Linked DNA regions of Homo sapiens: region 1 is linked to region 2. Evidence: chromatin loops called from intact Hi-C (ENCODE). Cell type or tissue: Caco-2. All regions are shown on one strand.

Region 1 (8,000 bases), 59 kb before region 2:
TTGTGTCCCCCCAAAAAAGATATGTTGAAGTCTCAAGCCCTAGTACCTCAGAAATGTGACCTTATTTGGAAACAGGGCTTGTGCAGATGTAGACAAGTTAAGATGAAATCATTAAAGTGGTCCCGACTCCAGTTGACTGTTCTCCCTGTGAATGCCATGTGAAGAGAAGGCAGAGATCGGGGTCATGCAACTATAAGCTAAGCAACACCGATTGCCAGCAACCACCAGAAGCTAGGAGAGAGGCACTGAACAGATTCTCCCTCATGTCCTCAGAAGGAACCAGCCCTGCCAACTCCTTGATCTCCGACTTCTGCCCTCCAGACAGAGACAATACACTTGTAGGTTAAGCCACCCAGTTTGTGGTACTTTGTTGTGTTAGCCCTATTAAACCAATACAGGTATGTTTCTTAAGTTGGGTTCCACTGGAAGCAGAGATTTACAAATGACTTGGGTGGTAATTGATGTTTGACACGTGCTCAGATATAAATCTCACTCTCGAAAGTATCATGATGTTTTGTTTGTTTTCTCTTATTTTCCCTGTGGTTTTAGACATTAAAGATAATGAAGCAGGCGGTGGCATGTCTGTAATCCCAGTACTTTGATAAGCCAAGGTGAGAGGATTGCTTGAGGTCAGGAGTTTGAGACCAGCCTGGGCAACATAGTGAGACCCCTTCTGTACAAAAAATTAAAAAAAAAATAGCCCGCCATGGTGGCATGTGCCTGTAGCCCTACCTACACTGGAGGCTGAGGCAGGGGGATCTCGTTAAGTCCAAGAATTCAAGGCCATAGTGAGCTGGGATCTTGCAATTGCATTCTAGCCTGGGTGGCAGACAGAGACCCTGTCTCTAATTTAAAACAAAGAAAGATAACCGAGCAAACCAGAGACTGCCAATGGGCAATGAAGGCCTTTACCATGAATTGACAAATTTGGGTAATCAGTGATTAGAATTGGATGCAGGAGGAGAGGATCTAGCTTTTGGGAGGCTTGAAGTTTATTTAATCTTCTCTTTAAGAAAAAGAGTATAAAATTATAAATATAAAATTAGATACAAAAGTAAATATTTATTTAGAATAAAAAGAAATAAAAAATAAATTACAAACATTAGAAAGATGATAAATACTATGAATACCCATACATCTAGAACCCAATTTTTTTTTAATTCTCTGACAGCTTTTTATAATATATTTTTCTGCATATTTTGGCTGCATATTCTTTGATCACCTCTTTAACATCAATTTTGTAACACAGCTTTCTAAAGATAGAAAACAGCCTTCCTCTAGCATGGTTGGTCTAAATTTGTGTTTTATTATTGATAGATGGGATGCATAAAACATGCAACCTCACACATAGATGTGTTCACTGCTACAGGATTATGCATCAGAAACCCAAGAATTCTGATAAAATCTACTTTAGATGATTTTCATGAAAATGTATTTTGGGTTTATAATTATGTATAATGTACATTCCTAAACAGGAGAGAATTTCTGTCTTGATGGGGCATTGATGAGAATTGAATTCTTTGTTTACAAGTTTACATGTCTGATGTTCGAAGGAATTTTCCACAGAATTGCTTCTGGCTCTGCACATTGCAGACCTTGCTTATCTCTCTCCCCACATACTCCTACTACAGGGCAGGTTCTTATCCTGATATGGCCTCTGGCCCTAGTCCTTTCAACATCATGCCTGGTAATGTTGGCTCAAGGGCAGGAGGAGAATCCAGAAGCCATTTCTATGCCAGATCAGCCAGTAATAGCTTAACTATGTAAGGAAGTCACTTGACCCTCATAAATATATCCTGCTAAAACCACAATTTATTTAATATATTCCCCAATTCAACTTCCTCTTAGCCAGCTCCCCAAAACACTTACGTCCCCAGTAATACCACCTGACTGCAATGTAATAGATGGGAAGTCAAAGTGGAAAGAGACAAGGGTCATAACCAATTGCAATAAAAATATTTTACTTTTGAGCCAGGTGCAGTGGCTCAAGCCTATAATCCAAGTGACTTGGGAGGCAGAGCAAGGTGTTTAAGGCTGCAGTGAGCTATGACCATGGCACTGCACTCCAGCATGGGCCACAGAGCAAAACCTTATTTCTTAAAAAAAAAAAAAAGAACGAAAAAGAAAAAAAAAGAAAGAAAAGATAAAAATATTTACTTTTGCAAATTTTACAAAAATCTACAAGTATGTGAATGCATGTGTCAGGATACTTCCTAGGACCTTGTAAGGAGCCCAGGCATGACACGACCCACCATGAGAGCGGCCTGAAGCTTAACCTTCATTCATACGTCAGAGTAACCTGCCTTTCACAATGCTAAATGAATGATCTGAAGCTTTGTCACAGTTTGTTTGTGTTTTTTTTGAGAAGGAGTTTTGCTCTTGTTACCCAGGCTGGAGTGCAATGGCGCAGTCTCAGCTCACTGCAACCCCAACCTCCCGGGTTCAAGCGATTCTCCTGCCTCAGCCTCCTGAGTAGCTGGGATTATATGTGCCCAACACCATGCCTGGCTAATTTTTTGTATTTTTAGTAAAGATGGGGTTTCACCATGTTGGCCAGGTTGGTCTCGACCTCCTGAGCTCAGGTGATCCACCTGCCTCGGCCTCCCAAAGTGTTGGGATTACAGGTGTGAGCCACTGTGCCCAGCCAGGTAAGTTCTTTATATATTTAATTTTTTATCATTTAGGCTTTGGCAATAGGGAATGAAATTTAGACCATCCCTCTGGGGTAAGGGGAGGCTGTGATGAGTGGGAAAGAGAGTGAGTAAATGAGAGAGGAATGGTTATAAGAGTTGGAAAGTGGTAATATGGATGGAAATAAGTTGTGAGTGTAAAATACAAGCATTTTTTTCTGACTCTTCCACTTCTGACATAAAAGGATAGAAGATAATCTTCAAAGAGGAGATGTTAGCCTGGCTTATGTAACAAAGAGAGTCAGATGACCTGGTTTTGTTAAATCCAGAAAGGTCTGTGATTGAGGACCTACCCTTTGAAAGTTAATTTGAGTTATTACTTTATACCTTATTCATATGTGGGCCTAAGACCAAATGCTTTTAATTAATTTGTTTATAAATAGAATGTGCACAAGGGTTGTTTTGAGAAATAGTGATAAATATATTTGAATATGCCCAAGTTTTGTTATTTGTCATAGTGATAATAATGATAATATTAGTTTGTGGGCCTAGCGAATACTGTTTGGTTTTACATTGTTTGGTCCAACTGAAGCCACCAGTGTTAAGGTAAAAATCGCCCTTGGCTATAGGGTAGATTTCTTTATAGTAAAAGAGGTGGTGCTCTTTTGATTAATAATTAAATGTAGGTCTTCAGATAGAGGAAAGGCAAAGAAATGATATCAAAGACATTAATATACAATTCATATCCTTTAGTGAATATAAAAACAAAATCACAATCTAACAGATCAGTAAAAGTAACAAGGAATTTAACAGGCTTTGATTTTGGTCAAAAATTACTTAGGTGTCCTCCCTAACCACGACGTACCCATCGCCTGGTTTAACATGGAGCAGCAGGGAGAAAGGACATGCTGATGAAAAGCCTCAGGCTCTTTAACTGCCTTGACTTGGTCTCTCCTGTATTAGTTTTCTGTTGCTGTTGTAAGAAATTACTATAAACTTGGTGGCTTTAAACAACACAAATATATTGTTTTATAGTTCTTATACCGGAAGTCGAACATCGATCTGGCTGGGCTAAAATCGAGCTGTCAGCAGGGCTGCACTCCTTTCTGGAGGCTCTAGGCAGGGAATTCCTTTCCTTGCCTTTCCTGGCTTCTGAAGGATGCCCACACTCATGGCCCTTACTCTCCATCTTCACGTCAGCAACATAGGATCACTCTGACCCTTCTTCCATTGTCACAACTTTTTCTAACCACAGCTGGGAAAGGTTCTTCACTTTTCAGGACTCGTGATTAGATTGGGCCTGCCAGGCTAATCCAAGATAATCTCTCCATCTCAAGGTCCTTAATCACTTCTGCAAAGTCCCTTTTGCCACGTGAGGTAGCATATTCATGGGTTCTAGAGATTGAAATGTGGACATCTTTGAAGGGCCATTATACTGTCTACCACATTTCCCTAGCCTAAAACAGAATTGGGGGAGGCACAGTGGTCAGCAGCCTTCCCGGCTCCTTCCTACTCTACTGCAAGGGACATTTTTGGAATATTGCCAATGTGTAGCCTTCCGGAGAGGTTTTCCAACATGGTAATGTGAGAATGAGGGGGGTGAGAATGGCTCCTCTCCTTAAAATTAATAATAATAATGAAGATTATTGGTAAAATCGCTCCTCTTAAGAACTTCGAGTGTTCTGTTTTGCATGAGTTGAGTGACTATCTAGCCTGAACACACAATCAAGAGATAAAATACTACTATTTTTGTTATTATTTGTCTTGGCCTGATTTAAACTGCTGATTCCACAATAAAATCAAAGGGCATCAAAGTCCATTTCCAGATTCCTGAGAGGCTCATTTCCTTTCATTGCTCCTTTGCCATTTTGTGCTTTCCTGATTTTGCGCAAATATTTGCAATTTGGGTGGGGGCCACAGTTTACCAGTCAACCCAGAATTCTTTTCACCTGCATGCTATTATTCAACTTGTTGTATAACAAAGCTTCTTTGAACTTTACATATCAAAGAAAAAAATCACTCTTTCTTAGACTAACATCTAAAGCAGCTCAGCGTGCACAAAGAGACAGATGCCACTGCTGCAATTGACTTCAAGACCTAACAGATCTTCTGGCAGACTGTCCGCTATTGACTGGAGATGTTTGATTTTTAAAATTATGTTTTTATGTAGATGTTACTCTCTGCTAAGTAATCCTATCCTTTTTATGCTTTTCCATTAAAACTATTTACAATCAAGACATTAACCACTATCCTGTTCTTTCTTTGTTTTGCTAATTATGATACACAGATGCTGTTGCACAATCAAGGCAGTTGTTTGTATACTACAATAATGAATGAATAGATGAATGAATGAACAAAAGGTACAATGTTGTGTGGCGGATAAGTCCAAGTCTATCAAGTCTTGGCTCCATCTATTATATCTCTATGGCTTTGGGCCACTTAGCTTCTCTGGACCTCAGTTTCCTCATCTAGAAAATGAGGCTAATAATGTCTACCTTGTAAGTGTATCGTAAATATTTGGGATAATATATGTAAAATGCCTCAAGCACAGAAACAGGCAGTAAATCTCTCTCTCTCTCTCAATAGGAATCAGTAACCAGTGTTTTGCTCTTTGGGGATTACACAGCTAACCCTCAATAATCCACATGTGGGTTCTTCTCTTTGCAAATTAGCTCCAGCACATTTTTGAAGTAAGCAGATTTTCCCATGAACTCCTCATTTACTCTTGGCTGACTTTCCACCACCAATCTCATGTGTGTTTATATAATGCAAACAATTTAATATTAAGCTATGTGTTACTTTTGTAGAAAGGTAAATTTGCGTCCACAAATAAGATACATTTAAAAAACCTAACGTGTATGACATTTGAAATTCTCTAACTTGCAATGACTTGCCAAGTTGCTGAATAAGCCAGTTGGAAAATTTTTAATTTTATTGTATTAAAAGGGGGAACAGGATTGTGTGGCCAAATAATTGTGTGGTTTTGTAAATTTTAATTTTTCTTTTTATTTGCAACTCTCAGACCATGTCTGTGTATAAACACCAATATTAATTTTCACCCAACAGCTCTTCTGGCATCTAAAATGTTTGCTGTCACTGGTTCAGTTGAGATAATCATATCAGTAATGTCTAACCTCAGTCCCATTCCTGGGCCCCTGGAGAGAAGAGTTAATGGGATCAAGGCTGGCTCATGAGTTATCAGCTACTCCACGAAGCTGAGTCTCATAGATTAATGCAGAACTGGCAAGCTTAAAGTCCTGGGGAAAAGGCTGAAATGATACATGGGGATGGTTAAAAACAGTGGTAAACATTTGAAAATGAAGGTCTTAGGTATGGTATAGAGGGTAAAGCATCACAATTCCAAACAAAATTAAAGATATTGCACCTCTAATACATTACCAGAGGCTAGTAAATAAAGATTTAAAAAGAAGGAAAAAATATAACACCTAAGTATTCCTGATGTTTATTGAGGATGAAGAAAAAAATGAATAGAAAGAAAAGAAGGCAAAGACCAAAGAACCTTCCCTGGAAGAGCAGGGCTGTGCTTTGGCATCAGGAGCCAAACCCCACACCCACCTGTGCTAGCGGGCTCTACTACCTAGCTAGGAAGGACGGGGTGCTTGTGTGCTTGCTTCAACAGCTTCATTGAGCTGTTCACGTGCCTGAAGAGTCACCCATTTAAAGTATGCAATTTAGTGGTTTTTAGCATATTCCCAGATATGTACAATCATCACCACAATTTTAGAACGTTTCCTTCAGCTCAGAAAGCAACCTTGTACCCTTGAGCTCTGACTCTCATCCATTCTCCTGTTCATCGCCCAGCCCATGCAACCACTAATCTACTTTCTGTATCTATAGATTTTCCTATTCTGGACATTTTCTATAAATGAAAATGCGACTTTTGTGACTTATTGCACTTAGCATCGTGTTTTCAAGGTCCATCCATGCTGCAGTGTCTATCGGTACTTCATTTCTTTTTATAGCTGAATAATATTCTATTGTGTGGCTATGCCACATTTTGCTTATCCATTCAGCAGCTGAAGGACATTTGGGTTGTTTTCACTTTGGGACTATTGTGGATATTTTGAATAAACATTCATGTCGAGGTTTTTGTATAGACATATGTTTCCATTTCTCTTGTGTATGTACCTAACAGTGGAATTGTTGGGTCATGTGGCAACTCTCTGCCTGTTTGAGAAACTGCCAGGCTGTTTTCCAAAGTGCCTGCACCATTTTACATTCCAGCAGCAGCTCATAAGGTTTCTCTACAACCTCATCTATCATGTGTGCTCATCTTCTGGCTTTACATAGCTTCTTCTATGTGACAAGAGAAATGAGATAAAAATATAGGATTTGCTTTCTAGGCAAAAGAACCCACTGTTATTAATATCCTAAGAAATGCTTATTTTCTACTTTATAGTTCTAGTACAAATGTGAGCTGACTTTTTTTTCAGGATGTACTATAATAATTTGAGTGTTGAAGAGAAAATCCAATGCTGAATGTGAAATACGTAAAAAATATTTCCTGTGTTACCACTTAAGCAGTAAATAGCCCAAAGCCTCTCCCAATACCCCACCACCTCACCACTTTGAACTGGGCAATTCTTACTCATCTTTGAGTTCTCTGGATGCCTTCCCCAAGTCACTGGCTTGAGATAGGTCACCTTGGGGTGAAGCTCCCATGGCACCTCTACTTCCTCTGACAAAACGTGACTCAGAGTTTTGTTTTGTTATCATTATTCCATATCCGCCTTGTCCTCTAGTCTGTAAGGCACTGGGGCAGAGTGACCTTGGCTGTCTTTCCTACAGTATCTCCATCATCTAGCCATGTGTGTACTCCATAAGTATTTGCTGAATGAAGACGCAAAAAAGGTTTTCCACTAAGAAGTTTTCCTGCTTACTAAACTTTTCAGTGAATGTGTATAAATTAGGCTTCACTAAAGTGTTTGCTTTGTTTATGAAAAACCCAAGCTGCATCTTAGCTCTTTGGCACACTCCGAGAACAGGCTTATTTTACCAGCAAATTCCTCCCTGAGTCAGCTAATGCTAAGGTATGTTCAATACTTTTCTGAAAACGATCCTAATCTCCCCTAACAGAGGCCAGAGTGTAGCTGAAACAGCTCTTCTGACAGTTAGGAAGCTCTGATTCTGTCAGTCATTTTCTGTTCTTTATCATGTTTTTTTTCAAAGGAAAAAGCTGTTTTCCTGTGTGTGAGAACATTCTCTCTTATCTAATAATGCTCAATTGTCTTTCTGTTCCATTAGTGTGCAGGAAACCACCTGTCCAATTGAGATCAGAGCTGCAGATGTCAAAGTGTCTCATTTTATATAGATGTGCAGCTGTCAGATCAGAGATCAAAGGCTTCTCTT
Region 2 (8,000 bases):
CCTGAGCACCAACCCTAGTCCCCCTAGCAGCCCCTTATCTGCTCCAACAAGATGAAAGAAATGATCATGAACCAGGAAAACTCGCCAAACTGCAGGCACAAGTGCGCATTGGTGGGAAAGGAACTGCTCACAGAAAGAAGAAGGTCTTCCATAGAACAGCCACAGCCGATGATAAAAAGCTTCAATTCTCCTTAAAGAAGTTACAGGTAAACAATATCTCTGGTATTGAAAAGGTGAATATGTTTACAAACCAAGGAACAGTGATCCACTTTAACAACCCTAAATTTCAGGCATCGCTGGCAGTGAACACTTTCACCATAACAGGTCATGCTGAGGCAAAGCAGGTGACAGAAATGCTACCCAGTGTCTTAAGCCAGCTTGGTGCAGACAGTCTGACTAGTTTAAGGAGACTGGCTGAAGTTCTGCCCAAACAACCTGTGGATGGAAAAGCACCACTTGCTACTGGAGGGGATGATGATGATGGAGTTCCAGAATTGTGGAGAATTTTGATGAGGCTTCCAGGAATGAGGCAAGCTGAATTGAGTCGACTTCTGAAGAAGATAAAACTTGAAGAAGTTACTGGGAGCTGCTATTTTCTATTATGACTGCTTTTTAAGAAATTTTTGTTCATGGATCTGATAAAATCTAGATCTCTATACTTCTAAGCCCAAGCCCCTTGGACACTGTAGCACTTTTTAGTTTTCGCTTATACATAATCATTCTTTTTAGCTAATTAAGCTGCAGAAGCTGGGAAATAAAGTTCGAAACAAAGGTTAATAAAGTTCTTTGCCTAGTAAAAAATTAAAAAGTAAAAATAAATTTGAAAGACCATTTATATATTTTAATAGGCATTTTTCACATGTTGCAAAGATTTTCCCTAGTGTTTCGTTTATCTTGTATTTTTTTGTGTGTGTATGTTTAATCAATAGCAGTTGTAACTTTTTAAACTATGAACTAGAAATAAATGGATAAAAGATGTGGCCAGGCAGTGGTTCATGCCTGTAATCCTAGCACTTTGAGAGGCTGAGGTGGGTGGATCATGACGTCAGGAGATCAAGACCATCCTGGCTAACACGGTGAAACCCCATCTGTACTAAAAATACAAAAAATTAGCCTGGTATGGTGGCACGCACCAGTAGTCCCAGCTGCTTGGGAGGCTGAGGAGGGAGAATCGCTTGAACCCAGGAGGCAGAGGTTGCAGTGAGCTGAGATTTCGCCACTGCACTACAGCCTGGTGACAGAGTGAGACTCCGTCTCAAAAAAAAAAACAAAACCCTAAAAGATTATTGTAGATTATTATTTTCTAGTGTTTAAAGGATGCTGAGGCATATTCTTTTCCACAATTTTTTAAAAATTTGATCTCAATATAATAATACATAAATTACACATGCATTTGATTTTCTTTTTTTTTTTTTAGATGGAGTCTCGGGCTAGAGTGCAGTGGCGCCATCTCTGCTCACTGCAACCTCCTCCTCCCGGGTTCCAGCGATTCTTGTGCCTCTGCCTCACGAGTAGCTGGGATTACAGACCTGTTCCACCACACTCCACTAATTCCTTTGCATTTTTAGTAGAGAGGAGCTTTCACCATGTTACCCAGGCTGGTCTCAAACTCCCGACCTCAGGTGATCTGCCTGTCTCAGCCTCCCAAGCGCTGGGATTACATGTGTGAGCCACCTCGCCCAGCCTAAAATTCTTTTTCTGTACTAGTCCACACTATCTTTTCTCATGAAAATGTATTATTAAGCAGGATTTGTCTAGTAGAACCAGTTTGCCCTTGGTTATAAATGCATAGAAGATCAAAAACTAAATTAAAGCTGGAGGAACCATTATCAGGATTATTTTCTTCAGCTAAAAATGTGGGGAAAGATGTCCCACCTTCCTTCAGTTAGAACCAGTGCCAAACTATGTAGTAACTTACAAGATTTATTTTAGTGACCCTTGGAGAAAATTCTATGTCTTCTTGATGTAACCTATTCCAACATTAAATGATTTTCGTTAATATAAAAATCTCTCGTGCAGCAATCTAAGCTGTTTTTCTTTTTTTTTTTTTTTTTTTTTTAGACAGACTCTGTCTCTGTTGCCCAGACTGGAGTGCAGTGGCATGATATTGGCTCACTGCAACCTCCGCCTCCCAGGTTCAAGTGATTCTTGTGCCTCAGCCTCCCTAGTAGCTGGGATTACAGGTATGTACCACTATGCCTGGCTAATTTTTTTTGTAGTGTTAGTAGAGATGGGGCTTCGCCATGTTGACCAAACTGTCCTGAAATGATCTGCCCACCTTGGCCTCCCAGAGTGCTGGGATTACAGGTGTGAGCCACCGTGCCCTGCCTGTTTTTGATTTTCTTTTTAAAGTTATTATTTAACAATGACTTTCCACAGGCTATTGCCCCTTAGACTTCATGTCTCCAGATTGAACAATCCCAACTCCATATGCAGACCAAGTCAAATAATTTCCCTTATATTTATTTGGAGTTCAAGAACATATGAGCAACTAGAGACATTAAGTGAGGACCAAGCACACACACACACACACACACAGGCACATGGACAGGCACAGTCCCTTATTTTAAAAGTGTCTAAGGTTGACTCCAAATTTTCCATTTTAACATTTTAATTAGGGTAAAATATACTTCATTTTGCCTAAACAAAGACCAATTGTAATAAACCACATTTGCTTTTCATTTTAGTGAAAACTTCAAGTAAAGCCCGAAAGGGTCTTCCACTGCGGAAGGGACCTGGGATAAGCTGTAGAGAAGAAGAAGTTGCAAGACCAAGTTTGTTGTAAACATAGGCTTCTAGCATTCCCTGAGCCCTCTCTGTGCATGGAGCTCTACTCTGAGCCCGAGACTTAAGGAAGAAGCTTATCCTTTCCTGGAAAGACAGGGCAAACAAAATGAGAACCCATGTTAATAGAGAAGATGGGCACATAAATAATGACTTACAGGGTAGAGCTAGGTGCTTGGGATGGCAAACCACATGGGGCAGAATACATGAATTTGACCTAAAGAGATTTTTGTGGCTCTTTTATGGCTACATTCTAGGTCAAGAGACTTCAACCAAATAGCTCTATCTTCTTCCATTAGGGCTCCTCTAACAAAAATACCTTAGACTAGTCATTTATAAACAGTAGAAACTTATTGCTCACAGTTCTGAAGGCTGAGAATTCTGAGACCAAGACTCCAGCGGATTCGGTGTCCTGTGAGGGCCCCTTCCTTATAGATGATGCATTCCAGCTGTGTCTTCACGTGGCAGAAGGGGCAGAATAAGTTCCCTCTAGCCTCTCTTATAAGAGCACTAATCCCATTCATGTGGCTCTGCCCTCATGACCTAATCACCTCCTAAAGCCCTCACCTCTTAATATTATTGCTTTGGTGATTAGGTTTCAATAATAGATTGTGGGTGAGAGAACACAAATGTTCAGACCATAGCTTCTGGGTACAGAGGAGGTCCATCATATTCAGCCTCTCTGCAGATGGCCTTACCCATGGCCCAGATGCCTCTCCAGAATCTCTGAAAAGTCATTTCATTCTGCAGGCCCTTTCTCCTCCACCTCGTCCATTTACCTATAGTACAGCTACCTGCCTTCCTAATTCCTACTGGTGGGAGCTTCAGGTGTGGGGCCCAGAGACTCTTTATGTGGAGTCAACTCATCTCAGATGGGTCTTGGTGAGAATGAGATGGTGCCAGTGTTAGCAGCAGTGAATCCGTATGGGTTTGCAGCAACTCGATTCTTGGCTCCTCAGAGGAAAGAATTCACTGGAGAGGCATAAGGCAGATTGAGAGACCAAAGCAAGTTTTAGAGCAGGAACCAAAGGAAGTAAAGTATACTTGGAAGAGGGCCAAGCAGGCAACTTGAAAGATCCAAGTGCACTTTCAGCCCTTCACTTGGAGGTTTATACATTGGCATGGTTCCAGGGTTTGTGTCTCTCCCTTGATTTTTTCCTTGGGGCAGGCTGTCTGCATGTGGTGGCCTGCCAGGACTTAGGAGGGGCTACATGTGCAGTGTGCTTACCAAAGTTTTGTGCATGTTCATTTGAGGTGTTTTTCCCTTACCAGTTCATATGGTTTGGCTGTGTCCCCACCCAAATCTCATCTTGAATTGTTGTTCCCATAATCCCCATGTGTCATGGGAGGGACCCAGTGGGAGGTAATTGAATTATGGGGGTGGTTACCCATGCTGTTCTCATGATAGTGACTTCTCATGAGATCCGATGGTTTTATAAGCATCTGGCTTTCCCCTGCCAGCACTTCTGATTCCTGCTACCCTGTGAAGAAGGATGTGTTTGCTTCCCCTTCTGGCATGATTGTAAGTTTCCTGAGGCCTCCCCAGCCATGTGGAACTGTGAGTCACTTAAATCCCTTTTGTTTATAAATTACCCAGTCTTGGGTATAATTCATAGAAGCATGACAACAGACTAATACACCAGCCGAATATTCTTAGAAGAAGTTCATATACCAGTTAAACACCACCATTTTGCCTTTTAGGGCACATGCTTGAGTCCACTTACTCAGCTCCTGAGATCTTATCAGGAAGCCGCTGATCACCCACTTCAGGTGTTTTCTATCTAATGGGAGCCTGCCTTTCTCTGGTGCCAGCTGTGTCCAATTATTATTTTAGAGTGACAGTTAACAACAACTTGAGCATCACCTGATGGTCACCTGACATTCCTTGTGGGGACCTCTCCTACCCTGCTCATGTCTGCCCAGCTACCTACTTTTACACCGGGGGTAATAGAACTAGGGTGTTTAGTACCATTAGATGCAATGACCTGTAAAGATTGACTGAGTAACTGCACATATGTCCTGTTTCCTCTTTTATCCCTAAAGCATATGTTCTCTGAGATCTCCCAATCTACTATCCACTCCCCAAGAGGGCGCTCTGGAACCAGGACACACTCAAATCACCTAGTTTTAAAAACTCTCCAGATGAGCAGTGCTGCCTCCATGATATTAACCAGTCAAATCTCCAAGAGGTCAGACTCCTGAGGTCCAGGGTCTCAGCCAACATGTGCGAGCTCCTTGGCAAGCTAACATTTTGACACTGTTTCAAATTAATATTTTAAAAATATTCTAGGATTTTCAGCTTAATGTTTGCGGGAGATGACAAAATGTTCGGGCAGATGGGTGGAGCAGGAGGACATGGATGCCAGGACTCAGCATCTCCTCTGTTGACCCAGCAATCCTGCCTTGGCTGCACCTCACTAAGGGAAACAAAAGCTTAGTGTTAATTGCACTCATCTTCCTTAGACCGTAGTTAGTTGACCAACTATTTTTATTCAAGGGTGCCTCTTAGAGGTTCTAATTCTCAATCCAAGTGGCTGTATAAGAGCTTTATTTCTTTGAACCACATGCAGTACTTTCCCTGAAAGGAATTTGGTGAGTGTAATTTTCACCTCTCATTATATTTCCAATGAGTTCTTAGTGCGCTTGCGTGCACGCATGCACACACACGATCAGGACTCCTGGAAATTGCCATATTAGTCCATGTCTTGATCTAATATTGCATGGACAGAATTTCACATGGGTCATTTGTTGTCCTAGTACTTTTTAAGTTAGCTTAGTGCAAACAAAACACAAAACTAAAATAATTTACCTCCTAAAGAATTCAGAGCAATTTAGAGAATGCATCATAAAAGATTGCTTTCAATTTTTTAAATTTTGTTTCTTTTTCAAGTTGGGGTATTGTTCTGTCACCCAGGCTGGAGTGCAATGGCACCATTATGGCTCACAGGTACCTCAAACTACTGGGCTCCCGCAATCCTTCCTCCTCAACCTCCTGCCACCTGCCACTGTGCCTGGCTAATTTTTTTTTTTTTTTTTTTTTTGGTAGAGACAGGGTCTTGCTTTGTTACCTAGGCTGGTCTCCTGGGCTGAAATGATCCTCCTACCTCAGCCTCCCAAAGTGTTGGGATTATAGGCATGAGTCACCGTGCCCAGCCCAACTCTCAAATTATATCACACAGGCAGGAAGTGTCTGATAGCAGGTGGCATAGGCTCTGTGGGACTGTTTTCTTTTAAGAAACAATCTCTCATCATCAACATGCTTGAGGCCCCAGGAAAGGTCTTTAGTGCTTTAACTTGGGCACTCTGTGTTTGTCCAGCTGCACTGACATTTCATGGTGTGGGTGAGTCAGTGGGGAAGGGAAAGGCAGCAGCCATGAGAGGCAAGCCAAGGATATGGAACCTCTGGAAAGAACCAAAAAGATCAATGGGTGTCCTGCCTTTTCACCTCCCTATCCACTGGATTCACTTGATAGTAGTAGCAGCAAAAGAGCCATCCAGTCAGTAGGGACCTGCCTGGTCTGCAACGAAAGAAGGAGGCTTTCTGGGCCCTATTTCGTCAAGAGAAGGATTTAATATTTCACTTAGCCAGACCTCCATGTTCAACTGAAGGACAGACATCCCCGTGGATGTCTAAGCAGACATTTATCCTGGCAGCTGTGGGGCCAGATTCCTGGACTTTATGACTCAGGCTTTTTCAAAAGCAAAAAAACACTACAAGAGAAGGCCCTCATTATTTAAAAAGAATTAAGGATTCCCAGTTCAGGCAAGTCTTCCAGGGTCCTAAACTGGGGATCAGTCAGGTGAATTCAGCCAGTGATTGGTTTGGTTCACACAACGTTTTATTTTTTATTTTTAATTGGCAACCCCTGCACAAAGCAACAATACTGGAGGTAGGGTTTCAGGATTTAGACTGAGGCCCACAAGTGTTTTCTGAGCACTCTGGATGGGCAGGCTCTCTGATAGGCCGGTTCTCTGATAGGCCAGTCTTCCGGTCACTCACTCTAGTCCTGCCCAGTGACCTTGAAATAAATTGCAGCGCAAAATAGCAGAGTGCCCCACCTTCAGAGTGTTTGAGACTTTCCCCTCCTGAGTGGAAACACGGAGGCTCAGAGCAAGATTAGGAGAATCAGTCTTGGCAACAGATAAAGGGATCAATGGAAGAAGGAGCAGCTGAGGCCTGGGGAAATTTACATAAGCCTGCTAGAAGTAGGGGCTCAGAGCCTCAGAAGGGACAGTAAGAAACCAGACCAAAGGAAAACATCTGTAATGAGCTGTGAGGACCAGTGAGCTGCAGAGGTCAGAGCAGGCACCTCCCCACCTACAGAACAATCAAGCAGTTGCCAAAGCAAACCTTTCTGCAGTTGGGATTTATTTTATTGTCATTCTTCCCTTCCCATGGCTGCTGAGCCTTTGAAGTAATCCTCAGCGTGAAAAGATAGGAGGATGTGCACATAAGAGGCCCTTTGAAAAAGCCTTAGGGAAAGTAGCCAAGCTCCGGAGGGAGCAATTGTAAAGTGACTAGAACAAGGAAGTAGGGAAGGACTGTGGGGAGACCAGGCGGGTAGCTTAAAACCCTTGCCATAGCAAGCCTTTTTTAAGTGGCAAGCCAGAAGGCCCAGCCCAGTGGGCCTCAGCCAGCACTTGGGCTCATGGTCCTATTTCAGCATGAAATTCATTCCTGTGACTGCAAGGGAGCCGAACAGTACAACGATCTTAATGACTGTATTGCAAACCACAAAGGATCTATGTTCATGAATAAGCAATAATCAGCTGAAAACATATTATGTTTACCACAAAAAAAAAAGGCGGAAAGAGCACAAAATCTAGTGAGTAAAGTGTAGGCAGCAGATAGTAATGTGGTAGCCGATGTTCATCCCCTTGACCACTCTCATCAGGCCCAGAGACATGGTGCTTACATTTGCTCCAGTGGAGACTGGATAGAAAGAGTAGAGATGCAAAGAAAAAAACAACCTTAGCTTTTTAGGGAAAACACTAAGGGCTCTGGCATAAAACTGGAGAGATTACAGGGGGTATGTGAATATACAGAGCAGGTACCTCATCTGCTCTGCCATCATGACCAATAAAGAGCTTTGAGCCAGAGAGAGGGAAAAGAGTTTGCAGTCAAGGAAAATTATAAATTATAGCATGAAGTCCCTGTACTGTGCTTCTATACCCTGGAATACATCCTGGGGGAAGAGTGACCAGATGCCCCATGA

What was found. Hi-C counts contacts between places; a loop is a spot of excess contacts. Peaks named below come from ENCODE experiments on the same cell type or tissue, not always from the same donor. Only the 100,000 strongest peaks of a DNase experiment are listed, where the experiment ranks them.
Region 1: a loop joins it to region 2, with 3 times the contacts of the local background. A loop is called at or near these places in 2 of 110 quality-filtered maps.

Annotation. Positions count from the first base shown.
Region 1 is chr4:98,681,249-98,689,248 of GRCh38, forward strand. No RefSeq gene overlaps it. Among named protein-coding and RNA genes, the nearest start is that of TSPAN5-DT, 26 kb to the left of the region's middle. RefSeq lists cis regulatory regions at 1,408-1,863, 5,598-6,024. In Caco-2, no CTCF peak of the experiment used is centred here; DNase peaks (open chromatin) are centred at 1,663 and 4,533.
Region 2 is chr4:98,740,694-98,748,693 of GRCh38, forward strand. It overlaps the pseudogene BTF3P13. Among named protein-coding and RNA genes, the nearest start is that of TSPAN5-DT, 86 kb to the left of the region's middle. RefSeq lists enhancers at 6,762-7,312, 7,313-7,863. In Caco-2, a CTCF peak has its summit at 4,916 (motif pointing right); DNase peaks (open chromatin) are centred at 4,908 and 7,048.